Regions from separate parts of the Homo sapiens genome. Here region 1 is linked to region 2. Evidence: chromatin loops called from intact Hi-C (ENCODE). Cell type or tissue: dorsolateral prefrontal cortex. All regions are shown on one strand. Each heading gives the region's core, and the rest is flanking DNA. Links, peaks and the distances in the headings are about the cores only. Region 1 overlaps NIPBL (NIPBL cohesin loading factor). Region 2 overlaps CPLANE1 (ciliogenesis and planar polarity effector complex subunit 1).

The links. A loop is a pair of places that touch in the nucleus more often than their neighbours do. Peaks named below come from ENCODE experiments on the same cell type or tissue, not always from the same donor. Only the 100,000 strongest peaks of a DNase experiment are listed, where the experiment ranks them.
Region 1: it touches region 2 in a loop (4-fold over the local background); 6 of 110 quality-filtered maps call a loop at or near these places.

What each region holds. Positions count from the first base shown.
Region 1 is chr5:37,041,335-37,046,722 of GRCh38, forward strand. NIPBL (NIPBL cohesin loading factor) reads left to right here. Exons shown (of 47, transcript NM_133433.4): 35 at 3,013-3,153; 36 at 3,302-3,395; 37 at 4,109-4,263; 38 at 4,775-4,865. Among named protein-coding and RNA genes, the nearest start is that of NIPBL, 170 kb to the left of the region's middle. In dorsolateral prefrontal cortex, for the core only: CTCF peaks have their summits at 2,546 (motif pointing right) and 2,747; a DNase peak (open chromatin) is centred at 2,538; H3K4me3 peaks cover 599 bases; H3K27ac peaks cover 3,133 bases.
Region 2 is chr5:37,119,869-37,125,187 of GRCh38, forward strand. It overlaps CPLANE1 (ciliogenesis and planar polarity effector complex subunit 1), which reads right to left. Exons shown (of 53, transcript NM_001384732.1): 48 at 2,562-2,620; 49 at 1,749-1,916; 50 at 348-472. Among named protein-coding and RNA genes, the nearest start is that of CPLANE1-AS1, 130 kb to the right of the region's middle. In dorsolateral prefrontal cortex, for the core only: no CTCF peak of the experiment used is centred there; no DNase peak of the experiment used is centred there.

The DNA.
Region 1 (5,388 bases), core at 328-5,327, 79 kb before region 2:
CTCACTGCAACCTCTGCCTCCTGGCTTCAAGCGATTCTCCTTCCTCAGCCTCCCAAGTAGCTGAGATTACAGGTGCACACCACCACACCTGGCTAATTTTTTGTATTTTTAGTAGAGACGGGGTTTCACTATGTTGGCCAGACTGGTCTTGAACTCCAGACCTTATTGATCTGCCCCGCCTTGGCCTCCCAAAGTACTGGGATTACAGGCATGAGCCACTGTGCCCGGCCTATTTCTTTTTTTTTTAAGACACAGTCTTGCTCTGTTGCCCAGGCTGGAGTACAGTCCTGCACTTCTGGCTGACTGCAACCTTCGCCTCCCAGGTTCAAGCGATTCTCATGCCTTAGCCACCCAAGTAGCTGGGATTTTACAGGTGTGCACCACCACACCCGGCTAATTTTTGTATTTTTAGTAGAGACAGGGAATTGCCATGTTGGCCAGGCTGGTCTTGAACTCCGGGCCTCAAGTGATCTGCCTACTGTGGCCTCCCAAAGAGCCGGGATTATAGGCGTGAGCCACTGTGCCCAGCCACTACATTTTTTTTTTTTTTAAGTAAAATGCTAGCACTGGTTCTCAAATGAATATCTTACCCAACAAAAATTCTTCTATCCCTAGACCCACTTTAACTCATTATGGGAAACAACAGGATTTCTATGCTACTTAAAAAGAATTTATCTTTTCTTTTTAATCCTGTGGGGATCCTAAAAGGAAGGATGAATATGATGTGGGAATTTCTTTTTTTTGTAATTAATACTCCTACAAGCCAAGTGGTGGGAATGTTTTTAACTAGTGTGTTAATGCACTCAAAAAGTCCAAAATGGGCTGGGCACGGTGGCTCACGCCTGTAATCCCAGCACTTTGGGAGGCCGAGGCAGGCGGATCACGAGGTCAGGAGTTCAAGACCAGCCTGGCCAGCATGGTGAAACCCTGTCTCTACTAAAAATACAAAAATTAGCCAAGCATGGTGGTGCGCACCTATAGTCCCAGCTCCTCGACAGGCTAAAGCAGGAGAATCGCTTGAACCTTGGAGGCGGAGGTTGCAGTGAGCCGAGACTGTGCTACTGCACTTCCGCCTGGGTGACAGAACGAGGCTCTGTGTCAAAAAAAAAAGTCCAAAATCTATGCCGGTAATCCATTACTAACAATGAGGATTAGTAGCTTAAAAACTAGATTAAGGCTGGACATGATGGCTCACACCTGTAATCCCAGCACTTTGGGAGGCCGAGGCAGGCAGATCACAAAGTGTGGAGTTTAAGACCAGCCTGGCCAATATGGTGAAACCCCATCTCTACTAAAAATACAAAAATTAGCCAGGCGTGGTGGCAGGCTAGTTGTCGATCCATATTCCCGACATGCTGGTGCTTCTCCTTCCATGCCTCCAGCTACTCTGGAGGCTGAGGAGAATCACTTGAACTCAGGAGGCGGAGGTTGCAGTGAGCCAAGATCGCGCCACTGCATTCCAGCCTGGATGACAGAGCGAGACTCCGTCTCAAAAAAAAAAAAGAAAGGAAAAAAAAAAACTAGATTAAAAACATGCATTGAAAGCCTTACTACACACACGCGCGCACACACACACACACACACACACATATAACTTTGATTGCCTTTGGGGAAATGAACTGGGTGGCTGGAGGATAGATAGAAACAAGACTTTTTATTGTAAATCCTTTTCTACCTTTTGGTTTTTTTTAAAAAGTCTCTACCTGTTTTTTTAAACATGCTTATTAGTTTTTCTAATCAAAGAAATAACACATTTAAATTTAAAATAAAGAAGTCCTAGGCTGAGCATGGTGGCCCACACCTGTAATCCCAGTACTTTGGGTGGCCAAGGCAGGAGGATCACTTGAGGCCAGGAATTCAAAACCAGCCTGCGCAACATAGTGAGACCCTGTCTCTACAAAAATGAAAATTAAGGCCGGACGCAGTTTCTCACACCTGTAATCCCAGCACTTTGGGAGGCCGAGGCAGGTGGATCACGAGGTCGTGAGTCCTAGACCAGCCTGGCCAAGATGGTGAAACCCCGTCTCTACTAAAAATACAAAAATTAGCCAGGCATGGTGGTGGGCGCCTGTAATCCCAGCTACTCGGGTGGCTGAGTCAGGGGGTTGCTTGAACCCGGGAGGCAGAGGTTGCAGTGAGCCAAGATCATGCCACTGCACTCCAGCCTGGGCAACAGAGCAAGACTCTGTCTCAAAAAAAAAAAAAGACAATTAAAAAATTAACCGGGTGTGGTATTATGCGCCTGTAGTCCTAGCTACTCGAGAGACTGTCAGGAAAATCGCTCAAGCTCAGGAGCAGGATTGCATTGAGCTGTGATTGTGCCACTGCACTCCAACCTGGGCAATTGAGCAAGACTGTGTTTCTTAGAAGTAAAGAAGCCTTCTGCCTGGTTCTGGGATTCTACATGTTTATCTGTCATAGAAAATTTTAACACAGGGTTTCTCAACCTCAGCACTATTGACAGGACTAGATGATTCTTTGTTGTCAAGGATTGTTCTGTGCATTGCAGGTTGTTAAGCAGCATCCCTGGCCTCTATCCACTAGATGCCAGTAGTGGCTCCCATTGTGACAACCAAAAATGTCTCCAGATACTGCCAAATACTCCTGTGTCAGGATACGGGGGAAGAAGCTTATTCCTGATTGAGAACTACTGGGTTAACATACACAGTTTGGAAAATACTAATCGTAAAAACTGTACCAGTCTTTGTATAATGCTGTCAATATGTAAATACCTTTGTTTAGAATTGACTTGTGTTACATTTTAGGGAAAAAATATAACATTGTGATTAAGTGACCCCAAAGTCACATTTTGGTAAGTTAGTTGTCGGTACATATTCCTGACATGCTGGTGCTTCTCCTTCCATACCTTGAAAAAAAAACTCTAACAGACTTTTTTTTTTAACTGGACCTTTACGTGCAAAATGCCCTATTTCTGCCCCCAAATACGTAAAGCTGTATATAGTTTCTTTTCAGGTTTTGGATATTCATAAAGCATTAATTTTATTCTTATAGACGCAAAATGATTTCATGGTTATCTGCAATGTTGCAAAAATCCTAGAGCTAGTTGTACCACTGATGGAGCATCCAAGTGAAACTTTTCTTGCCACTATTGAGGAAGATCTAATGAAGCTCATCATCAAATATGGCATGACTGTAAGCACTCAGTTTACCATTTCTTTATTCATTAGTGTAAAGTTCTAATGTATTTTATTAAAATTTTTAAAGCAAATATTTGTAAAAAGCTAAGTTTTTAAAATAGTATATTTTTAACTTTTATCTAAACATTTTCTATATCTTTTAGGTAGTGCAACATTGTGTGAGCTGTCTTGGAGCTGTTGTAAATAAAGTGACACAAAATTTTAAATTTGTGTGGGCTTGTTTCAATAGATACTATGGTAAGTTCAATACCAGGGTTTTAAAATTATTCTGCTAGGTCCTGCAGGGGGTCAGCTCATTTTAAACACATTTGATAAAAGGCTAGACTCGAGGAAATTATGAGGTGTGATTATCCACCGTGGTCCTCTCAGAAACAATATTTTCTAGTGTCTTTTGTATTTCCTGAAGAACCCACTGTGATTACTTCAGAAATTTATCTCCTGATAAGTAAAGATTGGTAAATTTTTTGCGCACTGTGAAAAGTAAAATTTAAATTTTCTTACATTAGTTTAGACTCTGAAGAGCACTCTCATAATTCTAGACATATTTAATATTTAGAACCATTAGTAAAAATTAATTGGCTGGGGACAGTGGCTCATGCCTGTAATCCCAGCACTTTGGGAGGCCACGGCGGGTGGATTACCTGAGGTCGGGAGTTCGAGATCAGCCTGGCCAACATGGTGAAACCCCGTCTCTCTACTAAAAATACAAAAATTTGCCAGGCGTGGTGGCACACGACTGTAATCCCAGCTACTTGGGAAGCTGAGGCAGGAGAATCACTTGAACACGGGAGGCGGAGGTTGCAGTGAGCCAAGATCATGTCACTGCACTCCAGCCTGGGTGACAGTGAGACTCCATCTCAAAAAAAAAATTGTAATTCATTAGTAGTAATTACTTGAACTTAGTAATTCAAAGATAAATATTATAAGTAAATATTACTTATCTTTATTAGGTGCCATTTCAAAATTAAAAAGTCAACACCAAGAGGACCCAAATAACACTTCACTTCTAACAAACAAACCAGCACTTCTTAGATCCCTTTTCACCGTTGGAGCACTATGTCGGCATTTTGATTTTGATCTGGAAGATTTTAAAGGCAACAGCAAGGTAAAGGTAGTAATACTTAAAATGCTATAAAACATAGAGCTATATGGCACTGTGATCTGAGAATGACAGTAGTGACCCAGGATGAAGGCAACATTAGAGTAGTCTGGTTTAATGAAAATTCTGAAAACAGTGCTGCTCAAAACGTGGTCCTCAGACTGGCTGCTAATCCATCAACTTTTTGTTACTGGTGTGTAACCAGATAATGAAATTTCCCTGACAAGTTATATCAGTTTTGTAACAGTAGCACACTGTTGACATCAACAGCTGACTTTTTAAAAAAAATTTTTTTCAATGAAGGAAACAATGCACTGATTTACATTCCGAAACAAGCTTCTTTGTCACAGACTGATACTTTGAATGCCACTGTTCTAAAATAAATGGAATTGGTTACTTATTTTTTTAATAAAGTTCACACAAATTCTCATTGTTTTAAGGTATTTTTTTCCTTTATAGTTGAAAATTAATCTAAGTTACTGTTCATGAACACTTTAATGTGTTTTCCTCCCCTTAGGTTAACATAAAAGATAAAGTACTTGAACTATTGATGTATTTTACAAAACACTCAGATGAAGAAGTACAAACAAAAGCTATCATTGGTCTAGGTAAGTCTAAATTTCTTTATAATTTGTAGCTATTTGAGAGGGATAGAGCATATTTTTAAATATTGTGAATCTAAATTGTTGATTTACTTTAATATGTTTCTATTAGCAGTAGGATTTGGTGTATAGAATGTAGGTCTGAGGATTAAAACAACTGGGTTGCATTCTTGTCATGGCCATTGACTTCCTGGGTAACCTTGAGCAAGCCATTTGTCTGTTCATCAGTTTCTTCATTAGTAAAATAGAGATAACAATACTTTCTTCTACCCCTCCTCCATAGGGTATCTTAAGAACATTTATTAAAGCCCTTTGATAAAGAAAAATAATATAGAAGAATTCTGTGCTCTTTGCATTTTTTTAATTGTTCTTTTTCATTGCAAAGCTTTGTCACTACAGGAAGCTGCCACATCTGGTTAAAACAATGATCAGTCTACACTGACTTATTTATATAAAAGCAAATAGTAAGCAACCCAGAAGGAACAATTTGGATATATACCTGTTTTATAATGTTTTTCCAGGAAGGATT
Region 2 (5,319 bases), core at 320-5,319:
CCCAGGTACTTGGGAGGCTGAGGCAGGAGAATGGCATGAACCTGGGAGGCAGAGCTTGCAGTGAGCCAAGATCTCGCCACTGCACTCCAGCCTGGGTGACAGAGCGAGACTCTGCCTCAAAAAGAAAAAGAAAAAAAAAGCCATTCATTTAGGAAGATTCCTAGGGCCTTACTTCAAAGCAGAAAAAAAAAAAATTACAGCTAAGTCTTTATCAATGCCTCGCCTTCTGTTCAAATCAGAACTCCTTTTTACTAAGACTTATACCTTTTACTAATGAAAACACAACTTTGGAGACAAGAAGGAATAGGTCCAAATCAGACAATTTATAAAAAAGCTTTAAGTCTTACCATGTGGCCAAGGTGAGCCTTGAGGTTGCCCAAAAGACTTCCTCTTATGGATATAACTCGGTTTGGACATATATTTGACTTTTCCAGGTCGATTTATTAGAAAACTGTGACCATGTTGATTCTCTCTATAGTAGAAATCACATAATTATTACATTCCCAGAATCTCATATCAGCGATAAACTTTAACATTTCAAAAAGCCCAAATTAAGCTGGGCACAGTAGTGCAAGCCTATAGCCCCAGCTACTGGCGAGGGTGGGACAGGAGGATCACTGGAACCCAGAGAGTCGAGGCTGTGGTGTGCCATGATTGCACCTGTGAATGCCACTGCACTCCAGCCTGGGTGACAGAGCAAGACCCTGTTACTTTAAGGAAAAAACAGACCAAAATATAGCTCAGATTATATTCACTTGATACTGCCTAGTCTGTACCTCAGTGATGCACTTAACATATAACTCTCAACAAATTATTCTTTGTATCTCATACCTCAAACCTCATTTTTTTTCACAAAACTTTTTTGTGGTTATCTCACTCTCCATTTCAAATTCTCCATATATTGGGCAGTTATATATGTATTTAATCCCTGCTTTATTCTAGAAAAGTCTCAACGGGAATCTTTGGTATTTGAAGTAAACTCTACACTACACACACAGATGATCTGATTACATCTGGGTTTGTGTTGGTAGTATCTCCTCTAGGCTCTTAAATTATGTGATTATGTTTACAATTCTAATAATTTATTTTGTCAAATGTGTTGATGCTTAACAACACTGTACTCCAATTCATGTTCACCCTATGATCACCAACAGATATTAATAGAACTTTGCATGTTTGTTGACCATATATAAGAAATTTTATACTTGGGTAGTTTTCTTCAGCATTCTATGTTTAGTTAATTCCTGCCTAATTAACTCATATATAACCCCTCTGCAGGTGATTAAAGTAAAATACATAATAGTAGCTACAGCTGAATGAGCATAACTGGGCAGGTCTGGGGCGGGTAGCAGAAAGGGAAGTGGTAAGCAGCTGGGGACTGGCTGTTTCTGAAAGAGAGAAGATGACACATGGGAAAATAGGATGAGCAGTTAGAAGGCAAATTATGGAGGCAAATATTAACAACAACTAAATAAAACAGGACTGCACAGATACCAAATTTCATACTTCTGGAATACCTAAATGCTCTGTAAGCTTAGTGAGAAATATAACACAATTTTTGCCTTTTTCCTTGGTGATTCTATCAATGTATAAAGACCTCATGATTATGAGGCTACTTTTTTCCTTTATCATCATAACTCTAAGCAGGGTAAATGCAAATGCACTGAACTTAGGTCACGAAAGTGCTACATTTCTTCTTATCAGGCCTGACGTTATCTTGCCAAATGGCATGTGAAACCTTGTCTTACCCTCTTGGAGAAGGGCAGTGTTGACAACTGGAAGACTGAGTAGGGCTGGGTTTGTTAGGCAATGGTTTCTGTGGTAGAGTTGGTAGCTGTACTGACTCAGATAACAGTTCATTCATCAGACCGTACGCTTGTGAGATTCGACGACTATAGTGTTCAGAGAGCAGCAATCTGTAGACAAAGAATTAAGCATCATTTATTAAGAGTCACTTTCAGTTCATCTATCCAGAGGGAATATAGTGTTTGAAGATCACCTAGCATGTTCTGGTTTTTTTTTTTTTTTGAGACGGAGTTTCACTCTTGTCACCCAGGCTGGATTGCAATGGCGTGATCTCGGCTCACTGCAACCTCCGCCTCCCGAGTTCAAGCAATTCTCCTGCCTCAGGCTCCCGAGTAGCTGGGATTACAGGCGCCTGGCCACCATGCCCGGCTAATTTCACTTAGCATTTTCTTTCTTCAGCACTTCTAACATCCTTCTATTCATCAGATTTCTGAAAATGATTAGGCAGTATTATTAAAGGTACTTGTAGTTATGGTCTCTGGAGTATTTCCCAAATGCATGTAAATATCTGGGTTGGGAAAGGGAGAACAGCAGAAATAAAAGTCATAAAAACTGAATGAAACACATAATATTTGAAAGCAAATTTGAAAAAAGGCTAGTGAGTCTCATCATTTTCCTTGCAGTGATAACTCCCATAATTCTCTGTTTATTGACAAAAAAGAGACTATTGTGAAAACAGAATTCCTAAGGCATTAATCTATGCCTCAGCTAAGGAAGTTAGAGAGAAAACACAGGGTTACAGCTACCAAACTCACCTGTCTTTTTCATGCTTCATCTTTTGTCTCAGCCTTATTTCCCTTGAAGTCATGTAAAGCTGCATAAAAAATACCCAGTTGGTTCATTATTGTTCAATCCAAATAATTAAACCATTACACATAATTCTGTTATTTAGGAAACAGTACAAAACACTGTCGTGTTTGATGAAGCTTCCTACTCTAGCATAAAACATAAAAATGTTAAATTAAAACATCATGTAATTAAAGTAAAAACCAATTTAGGGAGGCTGCGGCGGGCGGATCACCTGAGGTCAGGAGTTCATGACCAGCCTGGCCAACATGGTGAAACCTCGTCTCTACTAAAAATACAAAAATTAGCTGGGCATGTGGCACACACCTGTAATCTCAGCTACCTGGGAGGCGGAGGCTGCAGTGAGCTGAGATAGCGCCACTGCACTCCAGCCTGGGCAACAGAGCAAGGCTCCGTTTCAAAAAAATAAATAAATAAATAAAAATAATAAACCAATTTAATAAATGGAAGGCAAAATCTATTTTACTAGTTCAATTAATATATTTTATTGAATTAATTAGGAGAGAACCTTATTTGGCTGCACTAAAAATGGAAAGTAGGAACATTTTAGGTGGAAGCACCTATGCTTTGTACTCAATCCTGTAATTAACCTCACCAAGAGCTTGTTAATAAAGCAGAAATTAGACATTTAAAATTATCATTTTTATGTTTTAAAATGTTTATCAGAAACCTACTACAGTGAATTGACTGTGACTCATAAACTCTTCAAGTTATACACCAGAAGGCAAACAACAAATGTCAGACACATACGTATTATTCCAGAACATTAAGAACTATTGGTGTGAGTTACATGTGAGGTTCTTTTCACACACAATTATGTATATAAAAATGGACACTCAGAAGTAAATTCACTTTTTCAAGGTCCTGTGGAGAAGTTGTCACTAGCAAATTAAAGGTCTTGTTGATTTCTAATAGAAATTCAAATGAAAATTTTAATTACATTAACACCTCACTAATCCCATCCCTTTACCCAAATAGAAGTTAAAAAACAAAACAAAAAAAGTGTTTGCAATCTTGAATGAGACCACAAAATCTATAAACCAAGCAGTTCTTAAACCCTTAGAGTTTACTTATTTTGAGACAAGAGTGCACTCTGTTGCCCAGGCAGGAGTGCAGGGGCATGATCTTCTCAACTGGGCACAAGTGATCTTCTTACCTTGAGTAGTTAGGACTACAGGCATGTGCCACCACATCTGGCTAAATTTTCATTTTCTTATTTTTTTTTGTAGAGACAAGGTCTCACTATGTTGCCTAGGCTGGTCTTGAACTCCTGGCCTCAGGTGATCCTCCTATCATGGGCTCCCAAAGTGCTGGGATTACAGACATGAGCCACTATTCCTAGCCAATTTATTCTAAATTTGGACACAATTCTAACAATCTTGGGTATTTACTTCACTGACAGCGAGAAGGTAATGTCAGAACCCATTCTACATTAGGCTAGGGGAACATACACACACACACACACACACACACACACACACACAGTCTCTCTCAAACACACATGCACACACTTTAAGATTCTGGTCAGGTACCTCAGTAGCCCTGAAGGTCACTACCATGTCTCCTGGGCTATCAAGAAAACGTTACGTTAACACCAATATGCTCTTTTCAGAGACAGGTAAGTAAATTGCACACTTTAAACAATAGTTCACCTACTTTTGCACCATTTGGCGTTTTAATGGAACAGTTTATCTGAAAAATTCACCTAAAGAATTTGTTATCCTAATGATGCTGAAAAAAATGAAGGGATATTGTATTTTATTTCAGATTACAAAGTAAAAGATAAACTGTAATCTAAACTGTAATCTAAATGTAATTTTCATAGTAATGTGACTATCAAAGTAATAGTGCTTTGTTTTACCATCTGAAGAAAAATATACCTGACCTAGCCTGGTTATGTCTGTATTTAGGGCTCAGTAAATAAATGCTGAGTTTTAAAAACAGTTAAAAAAACAAAAACCACACACACAGAACTGACATTGTTCTGTTGATACATGACTGGACAATAATTTTTTTTGTATTCTTTGTAGGTAACTTATGAACAGAAAATTGAAGGGTTTTTTATTTGTTAGCTTTTGCTTTATTTGTAGACACAGGGTCGCCCTTTGTCTCCCAGGCTGGAGTGCAGTGGTGTGATCATAGCTCAATACAGTCTCAAACTTCTGGGCTCAAATGATCCTCCTGCCTCAGCCTCTAGAGTAGCTGGGACTACAGGTGTGTGCTACCACACCTGGCTAATTTTTTTTTTTCTTTTGTAGAGATGAGATCTCATGATATTGCCCAGGATGCTCTCAACTCTTGGTCACAAGTGATCCTCTCACTTTGGTCTCCCAAAGTTTTCTAAGCAAATAAATTTTATAAACTAAGTAAGGGAGCAGGCATAGAAGAGTGAGTTTTTAAAATGGCTTTAATACACATAGTTGGTTGTCGCAACTGCCAATGACTCTCATTGAAAATTAAAGGAAGAACTCCAATTGGTCACCCAATCACTCAACCTCCTCCTCTTGTTAAAATGCTATAGCCATCATTAGCCTGGGGGACAAGAAAATATTTAAGATAATTCAGTATAACTTGGTTAGCACAATATGCTGCAACATTTTAAGATAATTTATTAACTTTTCCTGACTTAAGTAAAACATTTACTTTTCTATATGCCAAATTACAAATGTATCCAAATTATGTTAATCTTTTTCTTAAAATTTTGCC